Linked DNA regions of Homo sapiens: regions 1, 3 and 4 are each linked to region 2. Evidence: chromatin contacts called from ENCODE Hi-C or POLR2A ChIA-PET data. All regions are on one chromosome and are shown on one strand. Each heading gives the region's core, a stretch centred on a gene start or an enhancer-like site at or near the end of the contact. The rest is flanking DNA. Distances are from core to core; before and after follow the strand shown.

What was found. Hi-C counts contacts between places; a loop is a spot of excess contacts on that map. ChIA-PET counts read pairs that join two places held with the same protein, here RNA polymerase II (POLR2A). Pooled maps may share reads with other maps.
Region 1: a loop to region 2 is called in a map of naive thymus-derived CD4-positive, alpha-beta T cell, with 18 times the contacts of the local background. The contact joins the promoter of OCIAD2 here to the promoter of GUF1 in region 2. A Hi-C loop is called at or near these places in 1 of 168 maps with a recorded cell type or tissue (naive thymus-derived CD4-positive, alpha-beta T cell) and 5 of 50 pooled maps. POLR2A ChIA-PET finds 5 or more read pairs at or near these places in 1 of 52 experiments (CD4-positive, alpha-beta T cell).
Region 3: a loop to region 2 is called in a pooled map, with 26 times the contacts of the local background. The contact joins the promoter of OCIAD1 here to the promoter of GUF1 in region 2. A Hi-C loop is called at or near these places in 7 of 50 pooled maps.
Region 4: a loop to region 2 is called in a pooled map, with 18 times the contacts of the local background. The contact joins the promoter of FRYL here to the promoter of GUF1 in region 2. A Hi-C loop is called at or near these places in 7 of 50 pooled maps.

The regions. Positions count from the first base shown.
Region 1 is chr4:48,904,248-48,910,245 of GRCh38, forward strand. OCIAD2 (OCIA domain containing 2) reads right to left here and starts at 2,527. Exons shown (of 7, transcript NM_001014446.3): 1 at 2,411-2,527; 2 at 237-364. The coding sequence starts at 302. RefSeq lists a silencer at 2,205-2,464 and an enhancer at 2,755-2,834.
Region 2 is chr4:44,674,787-44,681,182 of GRCh38, forward strand. It overlaps GUF1 (GTP binding elongation factor GUF1), which reads left to right and starts at 3,634. Exons shown (of 17, transcript NM_021927.3): 1 at 3,634-4,001; 2 at 5,655-5,766; 3 at 5,908-6,056; 4 at 6,337-6,396. The coding sequence starts at 3,837. RefSeq lists an enhancer at 2,853-3,741 and a silencer at 3,813-3,972.
Region 3 is chr4:48,829,823-48,835,675 of GRCh38, forward strand. OCIAD1 (OCIA domain containing 1) reads left to right here and starts at 1,266. Exons shown (of 9, transcript NM_017830.4): 1 at 1,266-1,427; 2 at 2,798-2,860; 3 at 3,579-3,659. The coding sequence starts at 2,803. RefSeq lists enhancers at 834-1,213, 1,056-1,619, 1,620-2,182.
Region 4 is chr4:48,775,274-48,781,707 of GRCh38, forward strand. FRYL (FRY like transcription coactivator) reads right to left here and starts at 5,006. Exons shown (of 64, transcript NM_015030.2): 1 at 4,805-5,006. RefSeq lists silencers at 3,972-4,851, 4,942-5,051.

The sequences.
Region 1 (5,998 bases), core at 1,277-3,776, 4.2 Mb after region 2:
TTGAGACCAGCTTGGGCAATATAGTGAGACCTCATGTCTAACCACAAAAAAAATTAGCCAGGCATGTGGGCCTGCACCTGTCATCCCAGTTAAGTGAGAAGCTCAAGTAGGAGGATCACTTAATCCAGCAGTTCGAGACTGCAGTGAGCCATGACTGCACCACTGCACTCCAGTCTGGGTGACAGTGTGAGATCGTGTCTCAATCAATGAATCGATCAATAAATATAAAAGTATACCTGCTTGCTTGGTGGTGGAAAATGGGCATCTTTATCTTGGTTTCCACGAGCAGACGCTGAAGCCATGATGACTTTGTGCTTGCTCTCCTTCCAGTTGTTTATCCTCTGCTTACTCCTTGACCCAGTGTCTAAGGAAGGTAGAAGAGAATCACTATGCCATGACTAAATGTTTGCATCAAGCTTAAAAGCATCCTGAGGATCCACTGGAGTTATTTGGAAAATGTGTTTTTCCTTTTGTCATTAGTCCATCTGCAAACTCAACTTCCAGTGCTCCTCTTCCACCAGCACACATACATGCACTCACTAATGGGGACAGATCAGATTTAGAATAGAGTGGAAATACCACACTGTGCACTGAGTGTCGATTATGTGCCAGGCCAGGGGATATGAAGAAGGATAAGACAAGATCACCGCTGTGAAGGAATTCACAGTCCAAAAGGGGAGATAGACAAGTCAACAGTTACACAACATGAAAAGTATGCATGGGATGCTAAGGAAGAAAAGAAAGCAGGGTCCATTCCATCTAGTCATGTCACAAAGGAACTAGGACTCCTAAGCTTTCAGGAGGATCTGTGGAGGGTAGATGGACTCTGGGGCAGGAGGACCAGGTTGGAAGGTGGTACACTAGTCCAGACAAGGAGTTACAGGGACGTGAACAAAGACCCTGGTGGGAATTTAGCATCTTTGATAGAGATGCTAAATTTGGGTTTGGAAATGTTGGATTTGGGTGCCTGTGGGGGCAAACAGTGGAATTAGCCACTGTTAATATTTGACGATTTGGGTCTAGAGTTCCAGAACAGGGGTAGGCTAGAGAGATGAAGTTGGGAGCTGCCATCATAGAGATGAGAGTTAAAGCAGGGAACTTTAATAAATGTGTCTAAAAACAGTACTGGAGAATATGAACACTGAGCCCAAGGGAATATCGAAAAGAGAAGAAAGATTAAAAAAAAAAAAGCAGGCCAAGGAAATGACTGAGAAGGAATAGCTGATACAGAGGGGAGGGAATTTCTGAAGGAGGGAGTGAATCATCAACACCATCACATGGCTTAGAAAAGTGGACCCTGGATTTGGCAATGATGGACATAATCCAGGTGGACTTTGAGCCTCCTCCTGCCCCCAGTGGCCACTGCATTCTGCAGCCCTGAACTCTACCTCTACCTCTGCTTTTCTTCTGCAAAATGAACCTCTTATATACAATTCTGTTTCCTACATCAGTTACTAAACTTTGAGGCATTTGAGCCAAGGGGACCCGTACTCGCACCAAGTTTCATCACAGGTGTCTAATGTGATTACAGGGGCAGCACGGTGCCCTGCACGGGAAAGTACTGGGGTCAGAGAGACCAGAGTTCAAATCGTGACTCTTTACCCCTGCGATCCCTTTGGTGCAAATGACTTAATCCGTCTCTGCCTCAGCTTTCTCCACTGTTAATTGGGCATAATGGACACAACAATGGTGAGGGGCTCTTGCAGGAATGAAGACTAGGATGAGGATGAGGATGAGGGATACGTCCATAAAGCCCCTGCACACCTTCCATTTCCTGAGCACTCCCAGGAAGTCTTTGCTGACCACGCCAAATTAGATTATCTTTGCTTAGCCATTAGGCCGCTGCCCTATATTGGGAGGCAAATATACCTCTCAGCTTCGGTGGCCAGGTCCCCTGGCACCCACTTAGTCCTCAGTCTGCACCTAAAAGCAAGCCTTCCGAGGGTCTTGCCTTGCAGGTGTAGCTCCCACCCCCCACGCTGGGGTGGTCCGGGGACCCTCTGTTTCCTCAGTGGTGGGGAAGGGACCCGTGGGTTCGTGGGTGCTGACCGACGAATGTGCGGAGGAGGGCGCGCCCCAGCATGGGGGGCGGGGGTGCTTCTTAGGATGGCTTGGAGGGGGGCGCCTGCAGGGCTGGACGGCGGACGGGGGACACTGCACTTTCTGATGCGGTCGGGGAAGCCGGGAGTCAGCCTACTGGAGTCCGCTGCCATCCCTGGCCAGAAGCAGCCAGCGCCACCCCAAGCTCCCCAGCCCCTCGCCCGTGCCGGGGCCGCCGGGGTCCGAGTTAGGGGAGAGTGGGGGGCGGCCACCGCTGCACCGCGCGGCCTTCGAAGGACTGCCCTGCGGCGCCGCGTTCCCCCGAGGCCACCCCCTCCCGCCGTCAACACTCCCCGGGGCGGGGGCTCACCTGTGTGGTCTGGGTCGCCTCCGAGGCCGAGTCCCTCGTTGCCAAGCCCAGCAGGCCTCGCTCCCCCGTGACTGCACCGCCGGCCCGCTCCAGCTTCCCGAGTACCCCACCTGTCTCCCCGGCTTCCTTCCGGCCCTTTGTGTTTTCTTCTCTTGCTCCGCCCCCTCGCCTGCCCGCTAAGCACTTAAGCTGGTGAAGTCACCCTACTGCCACCTGGCAGTCACTTTCGCTGTTGGTGGCAACCCAGGCTGGAACCCAGCTCTTGCCGGAACCCCTGCCCCATCCTTGAGGCTTGTCCCGACACCGAGTAGGTTCTAGTTCCTTTGTGCCTTCCAAATGACTCCCTTCCTCCAGCAATCACAGCCGCAACAGCCATGTATTGCGCCCCCGCCCTAGGCCAGGCGTGGGCATCACCTTTGCACTCCTTTCTGCAGCCGTGTGTGGTGCCCACTGTGACCTGCACTTCACAGACGGGTCATCTGAGTTGTGCAGGCCACTAAGGGAGCCTGGAGTCAACCCCAGGCCTGCTTGGCTCCCAGGCCTTCTCTTTCCATTGCTCTTTGTCGGTCCCCTGCTGCCTCCTGTCCCTCCCCAACTCTGACTTGTGGAGGGAAGCCTTTGACATGTGGGGGTACCTTTAATACCGATATCACTTGTTACCGGAGAGGGGTCCCGATCCAGACCCCAAGCGAGGGTTCTTGGACTTCTCGCAAGAAAGAATTCGGGGTGAGTCCGTAGAGTGAGAGCAAGTTTATTAAGGAAGTATAGAAAACAGGCCGGGTGCGGTGGCTCACGCCCATAATCCCAACACTTTGGGAGGCAAAGGCAGGCAGATCACTTGAGCTCAGGAGTTCAGACCAGCCTGGCCAACATGGTGAAACACTCTCTCTACTAAAAATACGAAAAGTTAGCCAGGCATGGTGCTCTATGCCTGTAATCCCAGCTACTCGGGAGGCTGAGGCAGGAGAATCGCTTGAACTCCGGAGGCAGAGGTTGCAGTGAGCCGAGATTGCGCCACTGCACTCCAGCTTGGGCGACAGAGCCAGACTCTGTCTCAAAAAAAAAAAAAACAAAAAAAAAACAAAAAACAAGAAGAACAACAACAAAAAAGAATGGCTACTCCACTGGCAGAGCAGCTGTGTGGGCTGCTTAGCTAATTATACTGGTAGTTATTTCTTGATTCTATGCTAAACAAGGGGTGGATTATTCATGAATTTTCCAGGAAAAGGGTGGGCAATTCCCGGAACTGAGGGTTCCTTCACTTTTTAGACCATATAGGGTAACTTTCTGACGTTGCCATGGCACTTGTAAACTGTCATGGCCCTGGTGGGAGGGTCTTTTATCAGGCTAATGCATTAAAATTAGCATTTAATGAGTAATGAGGACGACCAGAGGTCACTTTCATGACCATCTTGATTTTGGTGGGTCTTGGCTGGCTTCTTTACTGAGTCCTGTTTCATCAGCAAAGTCTTTGTGACCTGTACCTTGTGCCAACCTTCTATCTCATCCTGTGACTAAGAATGCTGAACCACCTGGGAAGGCAGCCCAGTAGGTTTCAGCCTTATTTTACTCAGTCCCTATTCAAGATGGAGTGGCTCTTGTTCAAACACCTCTGGACACAGTTACCCCAGCCATGGCTGACAAAGTTTTCTGGGCTGAGCTGCCAGGACTGACTGAGTGTGTTGACTTGGAGAGAGGCTGTGGATCTCCACTGAAGGCCCTCTTCATTTCTCACCTTTTCCTATTGTGCGAATTGGTCCCTGTACCTGTGGCCGCTTCCTCCTCACGCCTCCCCGATCCACACCTCCAACTTGTTGTTTCTCAGATTCACACAGCTCTTTTCCACTGGAGGCCCTCCCCTGCCTGCAGCCTCTCCCGATTGGTCCTGTCCTGGCTTTTTCCTACTCCTTCTTTTTGACTGTTCCTCAGGAAAATCTTCCTTGACCCCAGCCTAAGGCAGGCCTTTCTTCTTTTTCATAGCACAGGACACTATTGTTTTCCTTCATAGCACTTATCACAACTCATTATGTACTTATTAGTGTGTTCATTTATATAAAGCATATTTTCCCTGCTGCAGAGTAATCTTCATGAGGTTCAGAACAAGATGGTGTCAGTTTTGTTCACCATTGTGTAGCATCTTGGATATAGAAGGGGCTCAATAAATATTTGTTGAATGAATGAATGAATGAATGAATGAATAAGTGAGCCTAGGTTCAATGACTGTCAAGATACTGTTGTTTTGGATGGTTCATTTCCCTAGTAGATCCTCCAGACCACATTCCTCCATGGATTCACTGGTTTTCTCCCCACCAAAGTGTGTCTTATTTCCTTTTCACTCCTTTTTCCACCTCCAAATTAAAGGGAATATAATTCTATTGCTAATTTCACATTGCATTACCAGAAATCAGAAAAAATCAGCTGGTTTGAACAGAACAGGTTTTGTGATTTAAATGAACAACCCTCCATTACACTGAAGTCAGTGTAATGGACACATAACCTAAGTGGCATTTGTCCTTTAACATCTTGCTATGGTATGCAAGATGTTATACCTGTTATGCATATGTGACAGCTGCGCTTCTGGTCTCCCATGACCTTATTATTTTTTTTTCTTTTTAGAGATGGGAGTCTTGTTATGTTGCTCAGGCTGGAGTGCAGTCCAGGCCCCCACCCTCATCTCTACTTTCCACCAAATAGGCCATTGACTACCTTAAATAGCAAGAAGTCATCATATGTAACGTGCATCGGTTATGACCAATTGGTATTTGTTGGGCAAATCTGATGTGTCCATGTATTGTTCTAGCACTTTCAAAGATAATAGAAAAAGACATGAGTCTTTTCCACAAAGGATATATCAATTCCCAAAGAATTATAATAAATATACATTGCCGTAGAAGTCTATGGCCCTCAACAGAGCCTTTCTTAGGCTTTGCTTCTGCATCCTGCAGGGCCTCCGGATCATGACCTGATCCAAAATTGATTATCACTGGCTAATGCTATGAAAAATGTGGTTGATTTAGAAAGTGCCAAACCGTCCATGGCAGGTTTCAGCTTAAACTCTTTCCACAGCCCTACACTGACCTTAGCCAAGATCTGAATTCATTAGCAGGGCCCTGAGTGATTCAGCTCCTGCCTGCCTCTCCAATGCAGCTATCTGAGGCCCTCCCAGGGCCCTCTGGAGTGACTCATGTTCTCTCCTTTCATGCTTTTATGTGCACTGGAGAGCCAGCCTGAATCAGCCTTCCTCTGCTTCTCCACCTCTCTCTTACTCATTCTTGAAGACTGGGCTCTGAGGTCACCTCCTCGTGGATGCCTTGCAGACTCAAGTTTAGTTTCTCACCTTCTGTGCTCCCATCGCACTCTGCAGGGGATACCTGTTATGCATATGTGTCAGCTGCGCTTCTGGTCTCCCATGACCTTATTATTTTTTTTTCTTTTTAGAGATGGGAGTCTTGCTATGTTGCTCAGGCTGGAGTGCAGTGACTATTCACAGGCCCAATAATGGCACACTACAGCCTGGGACTCCTGGGCTCAAGTAATCCTCCTGCCTCAGCCTCCTGAGTAGCTAGAACTATAGGTGTGTATCACCAT
Region 2 (6,396 bases), core at 2,384-4,883:
TAACTTTGAAACAGAATTTAGAGGTGATAGTTATTTATACATTGTTTTTATTACTCTTTTGTTATGGGCTGAATTGTGTCAACACTTCCATGTTTATATGTTGATGTTCAAACCCCCAATATCTCAGAATGAGACTGTATTTAGAGATAGGGTCTTTAATGAAATAATTAATTTAAAATTATTAGGATTGGCCCAAATCAAATATGACTAGAGTCTTGATAAGAAAATTAGGACACAGACATGTATAGAGAGAAGACCCTGTAAGAACGCAGAAGGTACTGATCTGCAAGCCAAACAGAGAGGTCTCAGAAGAAACCAGCTGTGCTGATACATTGATCTCAAACTCTTAGCCTCCAGAATTGTGAGAAAATAAATATCTATTGTTTAAGCCACCAAGTCAGTCTGTGGTATTTTGTTATGAAAGCCCTAGCAAACTCATATTCCTTTCGGTATATTTACAAATATAGAAACCATACAATAGTTGTGGATTAATGTACTATATGAGTGCAATCTCCATATTATATATTTATTTTTACAGAAAAACTGAGTCTTGATTTATGAGTTTGTAAATTATTTAAGCTCTTCAGAAGTCCTCGCCTCAAATAAAATGCTACTGTCCTGAATGTTGGCCCTGTTCTCTACTGACTATTAACCCAATTTATTGTGTGTTTTTCCGCATTTGTATCCTTGCTCAGCTGAGCCGAGTTTACTGGAGTGGTTAAGGGTGCAGGCTCTACAGCTGGACTGTGTGGACTCACAGCCCTAGTTCATCACTAACTGTGACTCTAGACAGTTATTTAAAAAACGTTGGCCACATTTTTCTTGGAAATCTATGAAACAGAGATAATAAGAGTGCCAGCAATAGAGGGCTCTGTGAAGATCGAATGAATTGATACAAAGTATGTAGAATAGTACTGGGAACTGAGAAAATGTGTTATGCTGTTGATTATTCCTCTGCTTAAGTTCCATTTATTTCCTTGGATAAAAACAAAAAACTGCCTATCCTTCGAAGCACATGAAAGATACCTCCTCTTTGAAGTTCAGTCACTATACCTCCTGCTTCTTCTCAAGTTGAATAATAAAGAAACTTGTGCAAAGATATTGCAAGAGATGAGCTTTAGTTTCCAAAAATTTGGATTCAAATTTTTTTTTGCATTTATCTATCATGTAATTTATCTATCATGTAATTTTAGACATTTTGCTTAATTTGTTTGAGTTTCCACAGCTAGTATATAACCTGACACAGTGGAGCTCAGTATTTTTCTAACAAATATGTTTTTCCATTTGTAGGCTGGGAAACATAATGTCAGCCTTATAAGATACTGCAGTTTTCTAAAGTGTGGGACAAATTCCTGTGGAGGCACCAAGATAGATACAGACATGGTATCAAGGATACTGTGTTATTCAGATAAAGTTTTTCTTTCAACCCTATTTAAATGCTTCTTGCTAGGTCAAAGAGAAAAATCTCAGTTTGAGGCTAATATTTTTAAATTCTTTTCTAATATCTGCTAATCTCCCTTTTGTAATCCAGACAGACCAAACCTACAATTGAATCACATTTTTTATTCACTACAGTTATATTTACTGTTACTCTTATGACAGCTCATCATGCTTTCTCCATTAATGGTATCTACGTTTTCTTTTAAAAAGAATTCATTTACATATAAAGGTAAGTTAAAGAAAAATATAAAGTACATAATATCGGTATGAGGATTGACAAAGATTCTTGACCAAACTCTAGCCTGACTCTTCTAAGCCCTCTTATCAGCAAAGCCTCAAACTTGCCTATAAAAACTACAGACCCTCAGCACAAATGATTTCATCCACATCCTTCCCCTACCGGTTTGCCCACACATTAAAAGACTTGAACAAACTCATATAGTTTATAACAGCTCAAGGCTGCATCTCTAAGATGAAGCCCCCTTAAATTTCTGTCTGAGAAAGCTCAAGACTGACAAAATAATTTATTTGTTCCAGCCAACATGTGAAAGTAGCACTCATTTCCTAGTGTCTGCGGGAAGGGTAGGAGCCTTATTTCCATAAGCAACAGTTTACAACCCAGATGGATTTCAAATGGACCATTCTTCCGCCATTGTTTTTTGTAAATTTCCGTTTCCCTGACTTTGATCAAGCCCAGTTGTTCTCTTTCCCTACTCCCGCATTCTCCTTTTAAAATACAGTCGCCTCTGGACAAATTGTAGTTTAGTTCATTCTGGATCTTATTCCCGATTGCATTAGTATATCACTATAATAAAAATCTGTCTTCACCACTTTAACTGGTGTCTGCCTTTATCTTTGACAGGATATGGTGAAAATTAATGAGGGTAATTGTGCAAATTATGGAAGTCTGGGCAACATTGAATATAAATTATTGTGTTTACTTCAAGATAGTTGTTAAATTCATTCTCTTACAAGTGTGACAGAATTAGTCGTCTATCAAGTACTGTTTTAATTCATAAAAGTTCCAAGAAAGGGCCAGGCGCGGTGGCTCACGCCTGTAATCGCAACACTTTGGGAGGCCGAGGTGGGCAGATCACGAGGTCAGGAGTTCGAGATCAGCGTGACCAACATGGTGAAACCCCGTCTCTACTAAAAATACAAAAATTAGCCATGATTGCTGGCGCGCGCCTGTAATCCCAGCTACTCAGGAGACTGAGGCAGGAGAATCGCTTGAGCCCAGGAGGCGGAGGTTGCAGTGAGCCGAGATAGCGCTACTGTACTCCAGCCTGGGCGACAGAGCGAGACACCATCTCAGGGGGGAAAAAAAAATCCAAGAAAGAACTGAGTCTGGTACAGAATTCTTGATCCTAAGAAATCCTCCAAATGAAGAAACTTTCAAAGGCTCTGGAAACAATACGAATGATTCTGTCTTCAGTCACAATGATGAACTGAACACAGCTGTCATCTCCCTCCTTCGCACCAAATTCTGGATATTCCAGAAAAGCGCAAGAGAAATAGTGGGAGACAAACACTGGATGCAATCCTCCTATCACCTGTTTTATCCCCCATTCTTACTTCGTCAGAGCTCATTCCATGAAGTGGTAACTTGATGACGATGGAAACATTGGGGGTCCAGCATGGAACTTTTTCCCACCTTTACTTCTTGCCAAAACCTTCCTGGATTCAGTATTGCAATCAATGTTATGGCCCGTTTCCTTTCAGATGCACTTCAAGATTAGCTCTGTCACTGACAACATGGGGAATACATTTCGACCTCCAGATTTTAAAAGTGCCATTATTATTTTGCCATTAGGTAGAAGGCTAAGTCTCAACGTTGTGCTAATAATAGCATCTTTAAGTCCCTGGACTAAGACCTCGGCTCCTGGTTCGGGAATCAGACTGCCTGGGCGGCACTCCAGGCTCCACAGCTCCCCACCTGTGAGCTCCTGGGCAAGTCACTCGGTCCGGATTTCCAGAGGTAGTTTGGGGGAACTGACAGTACACACACCACAGGGCAGTAGTAAGAAAGAGACAATGCAAAGGAATTGGCACAGCACTCAGCAGACAATATAAGCTAATATGTACTCTGTCTACACCCTGCGTTTTAGGGAGTCAATCGAAAGCCTCCACTCACGTGACCACTCCACTACCCGGCGCCAAGACGCGCTGATGTCACGACAGCGTGCGGCGTGCAGACGTCGGCAAGCTGCGCCGCCGCTTCGGGTTGCTTCCGGATCTGGTACTTGGGCAGAGCTCCCCGGGGTTCATTGTCTTCGCTTCACAGGATCTGTTTGAGTCCTGTCCACCGGATCCTACGGGGGGTACCTTCGAAAAAAAACGGGCTATGCTGCTGTTGCGTGTGGGTACCCTCTCCTGACGCCTCCGCCGCCCGGGTCATGTGGACCCTCGTGGGTCGGGGCTGGGGGTGCGCACGCGCTCTCGCGCCACGAGCCACTGGGGCCGCGCTTCTGGTGGCCCCGGGGCCCCGGTCCGCGCCGACCCTTGGGGCTGCTCCAGAGTCCTGGGCTACCGACAGGCTCTACAGCTCCGCAGAATTCAAGGTGACTGCCCCCTGGAATCTGATTTAGCCAAGTTTTCAAACGTTGGAGTGCCCCATGCGATCTTGGACATGTATAGGGCTTTCTGGGACTAGCTCTGAACCCTGCTTGCAACTTGGTACAGGGAGGCAGAGCGGAGAGTGTGAGCACTGCTCAGGTTCCCGACCCTCCACTCCTCACTAGTGTGACCTTGGGCAAGTCACTAACTTTGTAGGTTTTCTCATTTTCAATGTCAAATGTTGATTTGTTTACGCGAGCCACTGGTCGAAGTGCTTTGCGTTTATTCATCTATTTAATTCTAAAAAGCCTACTAAGCAAGTTGCTAGTAAATATTAATATAACGTCCATTTTCCTGCAAATTAAGTAGCTATGTGGCCTGGGCAAGTTACTACATTGTCACTCTCCTACTTCATTTGTTGAATGCAGAACTGATCAAACATCCAGTGGCTAATTTGTGAGATTTGTGTGATGTGAGAAGTGGACTTTTTTAGACTAATACCTAGAATGCAGGAAGTTCTCGGTCTGTCTTTGTAGTTTTATTTCATTCTACCTCAGCCAGAGCAAACCTGTGTAATTTTGACTCTGGTGGGAGAGGGTGGGAGGTTCAACAACTCTGATAATTGTGAATGGATACATTTTAGTCAGAAAAGTGAAGTGACTGAAGGCAAGCTATAAGTAGGCAGAAAGACAAAACCTTAAATTAATCAACTTTGGCCCTAATATGCCTGTGTTTTTAAAAATGGATTTATATTGCAATTCGAAGTATAAAGATGGTGCAATTCTCTATACCTTTTGAACTGAAGGGAAAGAAAATCTACAGGGCAAACATCAGAATTAGTTTTTTTTCGGCAGACTTTCAGCTATAATTGTGCTTTTATTATCTGTCTTTATGGGGCTATTAAAAAACAAAGCTCACGTGAATTTTATATTTCATTGTAATTTCATGGTTTTGCTGATTGTGAAATATGCAGTTGATTGGAAAAAAATAGAGTACAAAAAACTGGTATATTTTGCTTGATAACAATTTCTAGCAATTTGTGATGTGTTTCAGTAAAACGTTAAAGAAGATGTGTACACGAAAAACCAGGAGTTCCATTTTAAAATATTTTTAAGTTTTAAGTGATAAGTCTTTTGTTGGATGTCATCTTTTTTTCTTTCTCACCAGAGAAGCTGCAAAGTAGCAAAATTGTATTTAAAATAAAATTTTGAGGCTCCATTAGAGACACAGATTTTTAAATAAATCTGATTCCTGATTAAATGTGTGATAGGAGCAGAAAATTTATCTTCTTTCAGCTTTTCTGTAGCTCCATTGCCTCAAAAGTTTTACTAGACAAGGTATTCTCAGGCCTTTAGAAGTTCTAGGTGTCTCATGTTCTCCATTCACGATAATAAATTCAGTTCCTGATTGGCCCTAAAAATTGTGTAGAAATGTTAAGGGATTATGATTTAGCTGTATAGTTACCTTTGGCTATTAAACTGATGTTCCTTGTAATATGAACTTAGCCATACATGTCTTTTTCTTAGAATAATAATATAAACAATATAAATGCTAGAAATGATATTGTTCAACGATTAAAAGAATATTCTTTGAATTGGTATACTTGTTTGATAGTATGCCAAATTTATACTCCTAAATGTGGTATTTCCCCTTTCTAGGAAAAACTTGACATGTCTAGGTTTCCTGTTGAAAATATTAGAAATTTCAGTATTGTTGCACACGTGGATCATGGCAAAAGTACTTTAGCTGACAGGCTCCTAGAACTTACAGGTATTTCATTTATGTTACATACTTAACTGATGGCTGCGAGTTATTGGGAATTACTTTTACTCTTAAATTTTAATTTTATAAGTAATATTCTCTTTTTTTTTTAAAGCCCAGAGAAATATCAATAAGTGTTTCTGTTTATAGGGACAATTGATAAAACAAAGAATAATAAGCAGGTTCTTGATAAATTGCAAGTGGAACGAGAAAGAGGAATCACTGTTAAAGCACAGACAGCATCTCTCTTTTACAATTGTGAAGGAAAGCAGTACCTTTTAAATCTCATTGATACACCGGTAAGTTTAATATTAATTTTGCATGTATTGTTAAAGTCAACATTGTGTCAGTAGTGCAAACAGATCCTTGTTTAATTTTTGAACTGAGTATTAAACATCTGCCTTTGCTTTTTGTTTTCTCAGTGTTCTTATGTTAGTGTCAGTTGTTTCAAAAGTGCAGGCTACAAAAAAGAAACGAATATTTAACAGCTTTTATCAAGTAAAGTCAATAAATTTGCCATAATGCTCTTTCCTAAAAAATTAACTCACATTTACAGGTATCAATATTTTTGTTTCTCAGGGCCATGTTGATTTTAGTTATGAAGTATCCAGGTCACTTTCTGCTTGCCAGGGTGTTTTA
Region 3 (5,853 bases), core at 16-2,515, 4.2 Mb after region 2:
AACATCTCTGTCCTAAAGGAGCTCTGTAACAGAGACAGACGTAAGTAAAAAAGATCACTATTCAGTGCAAAAGTACATTGCAGTGACAGCAGTATGGACAAGCTAAGGACTAAGAAGGAAGAGTGATTACTTCTCTGGGGTGTATTTCAGGGAAGGCATCACAAAGGTGGTGATGTAAAAGCAGAATTTTGAAATATCGTTAGAATTGACAAAGCAGGGAGTAGAGTTGTACTGGGGAAACAGTGCACAGAGAACACTGAGGGCAAAGACCTCCAGGCTGTTTCTTGTTAGTGAACCCTGAAATAGAAGAAAGTGACGCTCAAAAGGCACAGGCACCACCAGGCCATGATGGGCCTTATATTCGGTGCATGACTGGAGCTATCAAAAGACTCCAAGGAAGGAAACACAGCGTTGGATTCGTTTCACGTGACTGTCTCCCTTAAGTATGTCTTCGGGAGAATAAATGTTAAATGATAAAGTGGCAAAGGGGCTCAGAAAGAGATGAGAAACCTGAGAGGCTTTGAGGGGTTGACAAATAGTAGGACTGGATTTGCCCACTGTTTAGTCACTAATAACTTGCAGTACATGGCACTAATAAATACTTCAGGAAGGAATGTATGAAAATGAGTAAAATGCTGATTGGCTGGGTGTGGCAGCACCATGTCTGATGTGTAGAAGTCGTGAGCCCCCTCATTAATAGACAGTGATGTGTTGTTTTAATTCTAACAACCCTATATGTAATTCCACTTTTCAGGTGAGAAAAACCGTAGCCTCAGAGAGATCACGGTACCCTGCCAGAGGTTGTAGAACTTGTTGGAAACTTGGATCAAGAGGGTGTGACAAATAACCAGGTATGCATGCTTAAAAATTACTTTCTACTACTTAGCCTACAGGCTCAAAGAATGAAATTATCTCATAAAAGAGATAATTTATAAAGTCGCTCTCAAAAGAGGGACAACAGAGGGTTCCGGAACGTTCCCGCCAGCCGCCACGAGAAGACCAGAGAGGTGCATCACAACAGCCCAAAGTCAAGCCTACTCCCAACCCCCTTCCCCGCCATCCAGGGAAGGGGCGGGGCAGGGTTCTTGGTCCGCCGCTGTCGCCTGCGCAGTCGCAGTGCGGCTCGTGGCCGCAGCTGCCTGAAAGGGCAAAGGGACGAGTATACGCATGCGTCTATTCCTAGGCTGCTGGCTCTCAGACCCGCAGTGAGGTCTGACGTCATTTCCTGCCGTAAGTATACAGTGCCTCCGGGTCGCGGTCATTTTGAGCCCCTGTCTGGATGACTTCTTGCGGCTGTTCTACCCCTCCCCCTCCCCGCGGTACCTTGCACTTTTCTCCCTCCCTGCCCCCTCTCGAGTCCACCCTCCGGGCCTTCTGCCCCTGATCGCTTGGTTTTCCTTGCAGTCGCCTGCTGCTGTCGTCGGGAGGTGGGTGAGGTGACGCAAACAGCCCCGTTGTTGCCCTCCGCGTATCCCCTCACCACCTTTGCGGCCATCCACGACTTTCGCACCTTCCGCCATTTTCCTGCCTGTGAGGGTGGACAGATCGCGCTCGGGTCTCGGCCTCCTGAGTGCCGGTGACTGCGGGAGGCGACGGAGTGCTTCTGGGGGTGTGAGCTGGGGAAGTTCGTGGTCACGGATGCGTGTGGGGTTGCTGCTCAGTCTGTAACGGCAGGTGGGAGACGGACACTGGGTGGAGGATGGAGTGCGGTAATCAGCGGTTGTAGGCCGCTTAGGCTTTAATCCAGCGTTGTTTTGTGTAAAGAACTTAAAATGGTATTGTCTTAAGCGCCGTGTCAGCCCTGACAGTCTTCCTGGTGTTTCTAGGAAGGATGCCGTTATGGGAAATAAGAGGGTTTCATTTTTTCTCATACGGTTGTAGGGTAAAGGTAGTTTATTCAGCAGGCTCCATCCATCCATGAATTCAGCTGACCTTTTTTATTTCTTTTCTCTAATTAAGGGGTTGGCATGTAGTAGGCCTTCATGGCTTATTGACTGAATGAATTATGGAAGGGCTCAGTTGCTGTCCTCATTGTGTATGCCATTTCCTGTTTCCATGCAAATTGTTTTTAAAATGAGAATAATCATGATCCCACGTAAACGTTCTGTAAAATACGGTTACTTGATCTGTTGGTCTGAGTCCCAATATATGAGTTTTTAAAAAAAGAACCAAATAAAAAATGTATATTCTTGGAATTTTATGCATTTTTTTCTTATATTCTTGGGGTGGAAGGAAATTTGGAGATACAGAATTTGCTGTTAGTTTTACCTCACAGGGAGAAGGATATGTCGTCTTTGTTATTCCATAATTTTGGAGTGCTCCTTTGTGGGAGAGGTTGAATGTTTCTGATGATTATTTCATTTTTTAATATGGAAGCTCAGAAATGACTTGAAATTTTTTTTCTCTTCTATTTTGGGGAATTATCCTAATCATTGGGCATAGATTCGAGAAACGACCAAAACATAGGATGTGAAAGAACCCACTTCCAGGAGGAAAAAATATGTCTGTTATTTTATTGATATCTTGATAGTAAAAAAAATTATAAACTTATAAAACGCATATGCTTTTTCAATTAAGGGACTTAACCTGAATAGTGAGTTCCAAATTAATCAGTAGGTCTGTTACTTTTTCATCTAGCTATTTACATGTGGAGTACGTAAGATATAGTAGTGTTTAATAAATATTTGTTGATTGATTGCTGTGTAGACTAGTAGTTTTACTATATCATACGTCTTGATTTACTTTGACCTATCTAGTGATAGTTTCTAATACTTAATATGTAATGTTTTTGATACAGGAAAGATGAATGGGAGGGCTGATTTTCGAGAGCCGAATGCAGAGGTTCCAAGACCAATTCCCCGTAACTATCTATTAAGTATTTATAATTAGAAGCACTTCCTATGTAAAGGAATTTTCACTGCCTTGAGTAACAGTGGCAGGTGGGCTGGCTTCATGGGCATGTGCAGACAGCGCCCCATACTTGGTTTCATGTTCTAGTCTTGTTATCTTGAAATTCATAATCATTTGGATAAGGAGTCCCACGTTTTTATTTTGCACTGGGCCCAGCACATTAGGTAGCCAGTCCTGACTAGCAGATAGTAGCATTAATTCTATTTGAAGTCAAAGTTTGTTGAAAGTGTATAAGTGGCCTGGCTCGGTGGCTCATGCCTGTAATCCCAGCACTTTGGGAGGCTGAGATGGGTGGAACACCTGAGGTCAGGAGTTCGAGACTAGCCTGGCTAACATGGTGAAACCCCGTATCTACTAAAATACAAAAAATTAGCCTGGCGTGGTGATGGGTGCCTGTAATCCCAGCTACTCGGAAGGCTGAGGCAGGAGAATCGCTTGAACCCCGGGAGGTGGAGGTTGCAGTGAGCCGAGATCGCGCCATTGCACTCCAGCCTGGGCAACAAGAGTGAAACACTGTCTCAAAAAACAAAAAAAGTGCATAAGCCAGTTGTTTTATTATTTGAGTTTAAAAAATGGGTGCCTCTTGTTAATGTTTAGGCTAAGATAATTTTTCAGACCTAGTTTTATTATGGATAATTTAATGTTTTCTGATTTTCCCTGGTAAAAAGACATAGGGCCTGATTACATTCCAACAGAGGAAGAAAGGAGAGTCTTCGCAGAATGCAATGATGAAAGCTTCTGGTTCAGATGTGAGTTCAATTTTCTAATTAATATAATTTGATCCAAAATTTGTACCTGAAATTTTGACTTGAATTTGAACCTGAAATTATAATAACTCCGTATAGAACAAATTGGCAAACTTTTTGCATAGTGTGGTTGTTGTTAAAAGAGATTAAGGAGATAAAGGAATTGCACACATTTTAAAGTAATTATTTCCAGATTTTTAACAAAACCATGAGGTAATTTTGTTGATAATAGTAATAGTTAGCATTTACTGTGTGTACATAGATTATATAAAAACAACCCAATAAGGTTGATAACTATTATTACCCTCACTTTACAGGTGAAGGAATTGAGGTTTAGAGATGTTAAATGGCAACACTTAGTGTTACACAGGTGATAAATTACGATGTTTGGAGTTGAAAACAGGTCTGTCTGAAACAGATTTTACTCTTAATGCTTTTAACCATTATATAATAGCAGATTAGTTCCCATTTTATCATTGTGAAATGTTGTTATACTACCAGCTCTTGATTTCTGATTAAAGAAATATATATATATTTGTGTATATATATATATCAAGATTGTATTTTTTAAATACAGAGATTGTTGGAAGCAGTATACAAAATATACTCTCACTATTTAACAAAGAATTGGTATTGCTTTACTTGGAAACTGTAGTCCTTTCAGGTAAAAAGGAGGATGAATTTTTTTTTGTTTTTGTTTTTGTTTTTTTGAGATGGAGCTTCGCTCTTGTTGCCCAGGCTGGAGTACAATGGTGTGATCTCAGCTCACTGCAACTTCTGCCTCCTGGGTTCAAGCGATTCTCCTGCCTCAGCCTCCTGAGTAGCTGGGATTACAGGCATGTGCAACCATGCCCAGCAAATTTTTCTATTTCTAGTAGAAGCGGGATTTCACCATGTTGGCCAGGCTGGTCTTGAACTCCTGACCTTAGGTGATCTGCCTTGGCCTCCCAAAGTGCTGGGATTATAGGCGTGAGCCACCATGCCTGGCAAATTTTTTTTTAAAAAAGGCAACTTGGCACGGTGCCTCATGGCTATAATTGCAGCACTTTGGGAGGCTGAGGCAGGAGGATTGCTTGAGCCCAGAAGTTCAAGACCAGCGTGGGCAACATAGAGGGGCCTTGTCTCTACCAAAAATGAAAGAAATTAGCTGGGTGTGGTGATACGTAGCTGTAATCGCAACCATTTGGGAGGCTGAGGCTGAGGTAGGAGGATCCCTTGAGCTGGGTACATAGAGGCTGCTGCAGTGAGCTATGATCACATCACTGCATTCCAGCCTGGGTGACAGAGCCAGACCCTGTCTCAAAGAAAAGAAAAAAAGGGCAACTTAAGCCATTAAGGAGGATGTATGTTTTCATCAGTCAGCCTGATATGTATGCTTAAAATGTGCAAGGTACCTGTTGGGAAGATAAGTTTTATGAAAGACAGACTTTGTCCTGAATTAATTTTCTTTTTTGTTTGTTTGTTTTTGTTTTTGAGACGGAGTCTCACTCTCTTCCCCAGGCTGGAGTGCAGTGGTGTGATCTCTGCTCACGTCAACATCCTTCTCCTGGGTTCAAGTGATTCTCCTGCCACAGTGTCCTGAGTATCTGGGACTACAGGCGTGCGCCACCATGCCCGGCTAATTTTTGTATTTTCAGTAGAGACTGGGTTTCACTATGTTGGCCAGGCTGATCTCGAACTCCTGACCTCAGTTGATTCACCTGCCTTGGCCTCCGAAAGTGCTGGGATTACAGGTGTGAGCCACTGCGCCTGGCCCTGAAGTAGTTTTATATGTGGTGAGACAAAGCTAATACATGAAACACTTAGAGATTAAGTGTGTAACTGCAGAAGACTTTTTAAAGAGATAAATTAATTAGAATTGACTTACTGAAATTGAAAAATTTGAATAACTTTTGAGATTTTAAAACTCAAAATTTTCTCAAAATTTTACCAAATTTCAATTTGGTAAAAACTGAAGCCTCTTACAATTTTACAGTTGTGTTTTTCTGTAACATAAGGTGGAATACCTGAGTTGGAAAAAGACCTTTATTTGTTAAGCAAACAATACTTTAACAACTTTATAATAGTACTGTAGGCCAGGTATGGTGGCTCACACCTGTAATCCCAGCACCTTGGTTTTGTTTTGTTTTTTATTTTTGTAGATACTAGGTTTTGCCATGTTGCCCAGGCTAATCTTGAACCCCTGAGTTCAAGCGAT
Region 4 (6,434 bases), core at 3,756-6,255, 4.1 Mb after region 2:
CTACCTTTAATCCACATGTTCCACTCTGCACTGGTCTATTTAAGGTTCCTGCTCAGAGGAGCTCATAACTTGTGACAGATACAAACTTAATCTTACCCTCAATGCCTAGCATGGTACACACTATAGATGCAGTTCTCAAAAGTCTGCTAAATGAAAGATTTTTTTTTCAGCTGATTAGGCCGCCTGGCTGCTTACAGCTGGGTTTTCTATTTAGGATCCTTTGGAAACCCTTTCTGCCCTCTGGGGTAGCTTAAAGAAGGACGTGGAACAACAGACTCTTCTCACCTACTTCACCAGCCTAAACTGTAGCCCCCTTTTTATAATTAGCAACTTAACGTTTGAGTGATTCCACCATGAACAAATCTACATTTCTCCTTGGGCTACTATGAGGAGTGCCCGCTGGGAGTCTCAAAGCAATTTTTAATCCTCTCTCTCTTGAGAAGAATAATCAAGAAATAAGAAGAAATTAAAGTATGTACTCCAAAAATATTCTGGGGTAAAGGCAGATAAACTGTTCAGGCACACAGGTTTTGATCAATTTTTGCAGAGTATGAAGTCTACATTTTGAACACAAACATACTAGTGGCAGCTTTGTATCCTAAGAAAAGGTAAAAGGAACCAGAATTGCCAGAATTACTAGGCCTGGAGAAATTATTTTTAAAGATAAGTATATAAAAAATGATTAGTTTTCCCCACTCCCAATAAATGTAATTTACTAACTAAAATTTGCAAGCATGAGAGACAGTTTAAGACAGTCCTATACAGAGGTTAAAAAAAAAAAGAAAAAGAAAAAAAGGAAAAAAAAAACCTGAAAGAATAAACAACCACTAACAATGTTACAATGTGATAGGAGCAGTGTTATGTGACACTTTTCGTTTCTTTTTTTTTTTTTTAAATAGAGTCAGAGTCTCCCTTTGTTGCCCATACTGCTCTTTAACTCCTGGGCTCAAGCCATCTTCCCGCCTCAGCCTCCCAAAGTCCTGGGATTACAGGCATGAGCCACCATACCCAGCCACTTTTAATTTTGAAATTATGCATTTCTTTCATATTAATATTTTACAACAAGCATGTGAAACTTTGATAAGCAAAAACTTTTTCTCCTTTAAACATAAATACACACTTTCCAAACCCAAATAAAACTAAATTTAAACTTCTTTACAGTAAGTGATTTTCTAGAATACTGGTGGGCTATTAAAACTGCCCAAGTACTTTAGGCAACAGTAAAAATGAAAGGGCTCTAACTTCTGTTAATTTTAGCAAACTCCACAATCTAATAAAAGAAATATACACACAGCCATACTGTAAGTCAGACCATGGCTTGTACTGTAAGAGGATTTTACAGGAGCAAAAACAAAGAACAATCACCTGGGATTAGGAGAACAGAGGAAGAGCTTGCAGACAAGGTGACATCTGAGCAGGGCCAGATGGATGATCCCTGTCACTATGTAACAATAGTTGAAATTCAGAGCACATACTCTGTCTCCCCAAAATATTTTATACATAAAAATAGCTCGAGTAGACAACATATACCTAGTCTACCCCCAAAACTACTTTATTAAAAAATGTATTTAAAAATATATTTTCTAAAATCTGCTAAAGCCATGAAAACTTGTCCACTTCAATCATTTCAATTACATGAATCCTGTGTCACTGTTACTTTGTACTTGTTACTGCACTGACATACCCACTGTCCTTTTCCTAAGAATCGTAATTTTGCATCTTCTCATTAAACTGTATACATCTGATTTGCTGGCTCTGGGTCTAATTTAAAAAAAAAACAAAAACTATTTAGAGCAAGACTGTCATCCAGTTCTACTTTATCTCCATAAATACTCTGTCATCGGTTTCTACTTTACATAATACCCTTTAAATAAAAGTATACTCAACAGATCTTATTGACACATAAAACCTAGTCCTGAATAATTGTGAATAATTGTGACAATGTGTTCACCATCACAAAAGATGTCTGTGGAACAGATATTATAAACAAATCACAATTTTGTACACAGAACAAAGAACCTCTAGATTGACATATCTTCCCCCAACAGTAAGCCAATTGCTGGCCTTTAGTATAAAATGTTCAGAAAGGTGTTTATTTAAAAAATTAAATAACTCAAGCGGCCTTTACAGGACATTATCTTTTTCTGTCACAAAGACCTAAAATAAGACATTTATTGGGTACTAAAAAGGTCCGAGGTGATACAGTGAATCTGCACAGAAATGGAGGATAATTCTGGCTCCCAAGGATCTCAAGAAACAGTTCATAACTCAAGAAATGTGTGCATATAAAACAATGTGTTTAAAACAATGTAGAAAGCACAAAAGAGGAAAAAGTCTTTTTCAGGAAATACAGTCTAGATATTTCAAAGATAATTATTTCTGAATGTTTTATTCATATGTTCTCTTCTAAAAGTTGAGAAATTCTTTTATTGTTTAAATAAATTGGTAAGTAAACAAAGACAGACATTTAAAAACTTGGTTTAACCGTCTCCTTTTATTATGAGATGGGAAGGAAGATTATGCCTAGCTGCTTGCCTGACATCCTTATCACAGAAATGGATCAAAGAAAAAAACAAAAAAGAAGAAATATTAGGTGAAACAATGCCAGATACCATCAAGATTACTACAAACGGCCAAGCACGGTGGCTCAGTCTGTAATCCCAGCACTTTGAGAGGCCAAAGCAGAAGGATCGCTTGAGGCCAGGAGTTGGAGACCAGCCGTCTATACGAAAAATTAAAAAGTGAGACCACCATCTCTACAAAAAATAAAAATTTTAGCTAGGCGCAGTCGTGCCCACCTGTAGTCCCGGCTACTACGGAGCCTGGGGTGGGAGGATCACTTGAACCCAAAGAATTTGTTTTTGTGTGTCTTTATTTCCTAAATTCTGTGAGAAGAATAGATTTTTATTTCAAACATTATCTGATATTGGCTTCCAATTTCCCAAGTAGTTTCTCTATTGTTACTGCTGAGCCTGTGAATTTACAATGTTCCACACCACTCCGAAGTTACTAGACAATAAATTAATCGATGAACGCTTTAAAAAGTTGGACTGCTTTAATAAAAAAAAAAAAAACTGGGTCACATGTTCCAACAGAATTCCCTCTTTTAGAGAACTAATTTTACAAAATAATTCAGAGTGGAAGACAAGACACGATGGAATGCTATTTTTGATAATGAGTAGCAGAAAAAAGACCAGAGAATAACACACCCACTGCTACTTTGTTTATACGGTTGTAACTTGCACATGCAAGTACTCTACATAAAGTATTGCACAAGAAGAAACTGTCAAAAATGAATGCTTATGAAAACATTCTTCACTAAGGCCTCTAACAAGGAATGTGCTATCTCTGATTTCCTCGGCAAGTATTGACAGATTAAGCAGAGTGATAATGCTCAAGATGAAAAGACGTCTTATACTAGTTTTTATCAATAGTAAAAGCTGTTGGTACTAATTATAATGGCTGTAAATTCAGTAGCAGAATCAACTTTACAGACGATATCTCCTAGGCAGCACAGCATTTTATAAAACCAACTTTACTTCCATCAAAACCCTTTTTCCCCCCCAATCCGACAGACCCTGGCAACCTGTCTTGCTGTGTCTTTTTTCCCCTACCCTTCCAAAAGAACCCCAGCCAGTGAATCGAAGTAATATTTTCCGCAGTTCAAAGGTAAGGGCAAACTCAGCTCTACTAAGAACTCTTGCTCCTCACCAGCACACACCCTAACCCCCACCCCCTTTTTTTTCTTTTCAAATCTTGGCCTAGGAAAGATTAATGCTCCCATATCATTGCAAATCCACAAAAATGCGATTTTAGGTGGCGAGGAACTAAACTAGGATGGCAGGAAAGACCGGCAGCAATAAATCATTTCGCCCTAGAAACCAGCCTCTCCAGAACGCAGGAAACCAGGCTGTGCCCAAAGAACCTGCCGCCCGGAAGCAACAACTTCCATCAAACGGCAAATAAAAGTTGCAAAGAAGAGCTCAGCGCCCAGGCACCCTGCCCGGTGCCGAGGCTGAGAGCAGCAGGCAATCTACAGGCCGAGTCAGCTCGCGGGCGGTGGCCGCGGTGTCCGCAGGGCTGGCTCCGGCTCCGGAAGACTCCGGGTCCCGGGGTACGCCAACGGCCCGGGGCTGCGCGGGCACAGCGCCCGCACCCCTCCCCAGGACCGCGAGCAGTGGGCGGAGAGACCAGAGCAAGGGAAAAGGCGGACAATGCCCGGCTGGGCTGGCGCGCTCCGCCGGTCCCCGCCAGCCCTGCCCGCCGGGGCCCGCCAGCCGCCGCGCTAAGTTTGCTCCTCAGCCCTCCCTTCCCAGCCGAGGCGGCGGAGCCGTGGTCGCCGGTCTTCCTCCACCTCTGCCACCGCCTTCCTTCCCGCGGGGCGGCTCCCGCGAGTCGGTGGCGAGGCGGCGCGCGACCAGAGCAGGACGCGCGAGAAGGCGGCGCGCGAGGGGTACCCGGGCGCGCGCGAGAAGAGCCAGGCACTGGAGGGGAAGGGGACGTGCGGGAGAGACGGGCGCGCGGCGCTGCCGGCGGAACCGCCGGAGCTCGGGCGGGCTTTCGGTTGAGGCTGGGGTTGCGCCGCGGTTTGGTGTCCGTTACGAGCGCCGGCCCGGGCCGCGCCGCGCCGCTTGCCAGCCATCCTGGACCGCCTTCCCTCGGCGCCCACCAGGAAGGACAGCTGGCGAGGGCCGACGACCTCGTCTCCCGCCCAGGCTGGGCTGCCGGCGGCGGGCATCCCGGCGCCTGCCCCGGGGCTGGAAGAGAAAGTAAAATGAAGCGCCTTTCCCCAGTCAACACCTACCCGTTCCCAGTCCTAGTACAGCTGCCTCGCTCCTCCAGCGCCGCCGGTCCCCGCCCTCGGGCCCCTGGCTCCGTTCTCTTGACAATGGCGCGTCCCCTTTAAGGAATAATCCGATCGGAACCGATCTGTGGTTAAACCTCCCTCCGACTCTGATTTTAACCGGATTTCTCTCTCGCTCTCTCCCAGAGCCCGACGGGCGCCCGGCTGTGCTGCGAGGTCTTCCCACCCCTTCCCTACCCCGCCCGCCCCCTGGCCTTCCTGATTGGCGAGAAACACTACAACAGGAACAGCAGTCCTCGCCCTCCACTGGCCTGGCCAGCCGCCGCTCAAAGTTGCTCCTACCTTCTCCCCGCCCCTTTTCCCGGGTTGGTCTTCCCTCTAATCATTCTCTGCCCTCGCCTCTAACGTTGCTTTGGAGCCCTGGCAGTCAAGGCTCACCCTCCCGCCTCCGGAAAGCGAACTTTATTTTTATTGGTGAAAGGACATCTTCCTGTACACTTGATTGGGCAAGGAAAGAGCTAGTCTGCACGCTCCCTACCATTATTACTCTCTCTTTACGGGCTTGAGAAACACAGCCGCAAAGTCCTCTCCGCTTTGCCTTCTAGGAGCGACTTTACCTTTAAATGTTGTTAGGGGTCGAGGACAAACTCATATCCTATATTGAGGAAAGCTGGAAAGGGACAAGAGAAAAATTCAAAATTTTCTCCCGATCAGTAATGTATCCAGAGCTGGCGCCCGGATCCTGCGGAACCTTATCCAATGATCCAGAGAATGGAATGGTTAGAATTGAGTTAGAATACCTGAAAGTCCAGTGCTAATTCCTCCTGAGATTTACTCAACAAGTTTCATCCACTGTCCGCCCTACTCATACCATTGATTGCACTGGCATTTTGCCACCCGGAAGAGCTTTAATCAAGTTATCTGCAAACCTGGAGGTTTCCTTGCTTGTCTCGCAATTGTTCATTTAGAAAATCATTTCCATTACAAGTTCCGTTTAAGTCACGTCCTCTGTGACGTTCCCGCGTTTCCACGAGACCTGTTACTTTTTTGAAAAAATTAAGTAGATGGTACCCTTATGCCATCCTCAAAGTGTAGGACTTCGTTCCCCCTTGCTAGAACTGTAGGAAAAACACCCCAGGTCACTTGAACAACTGAGATGCCTCTCAGGAGAAAACGAGTCTGTCTAAGGGAAAGAGGGAATCTGATACCAGAAGCTTGACCATGGAGCAGAACCTCACGCATTGAAAAGAGAAGAAATTATGGGGAAGCCTAGTGCGGGGTCTGCTTTAGAGTTTCCCCAGTTTCCCACTGGAGCTGTAAGAACTAAAAGGTTTATTTCCACTAAAATTGAGTACAGGTACAGCTTCGGTACCCATCTAAGAATGTTAGGGGAAAATGGTTATGTGTTCTCTCCCTCTTTGCCGATGAACCTTGAAGACTGTGTACCCCGGGGGCTTTAGTACATTTGCAGTGATACCCCAGTATAATCTAATGGTGCCAAGGAAGTGTCAGTGCTCAGCAGTACCCTAGAAAAGGGGCTTGATGATGACAGAGAAGGGTAAGTAAACATCAGTAGTTGGTAGTTCATAGGACTTTTCCCCAAATACAGGTGAAAAATTTCATGAGGATT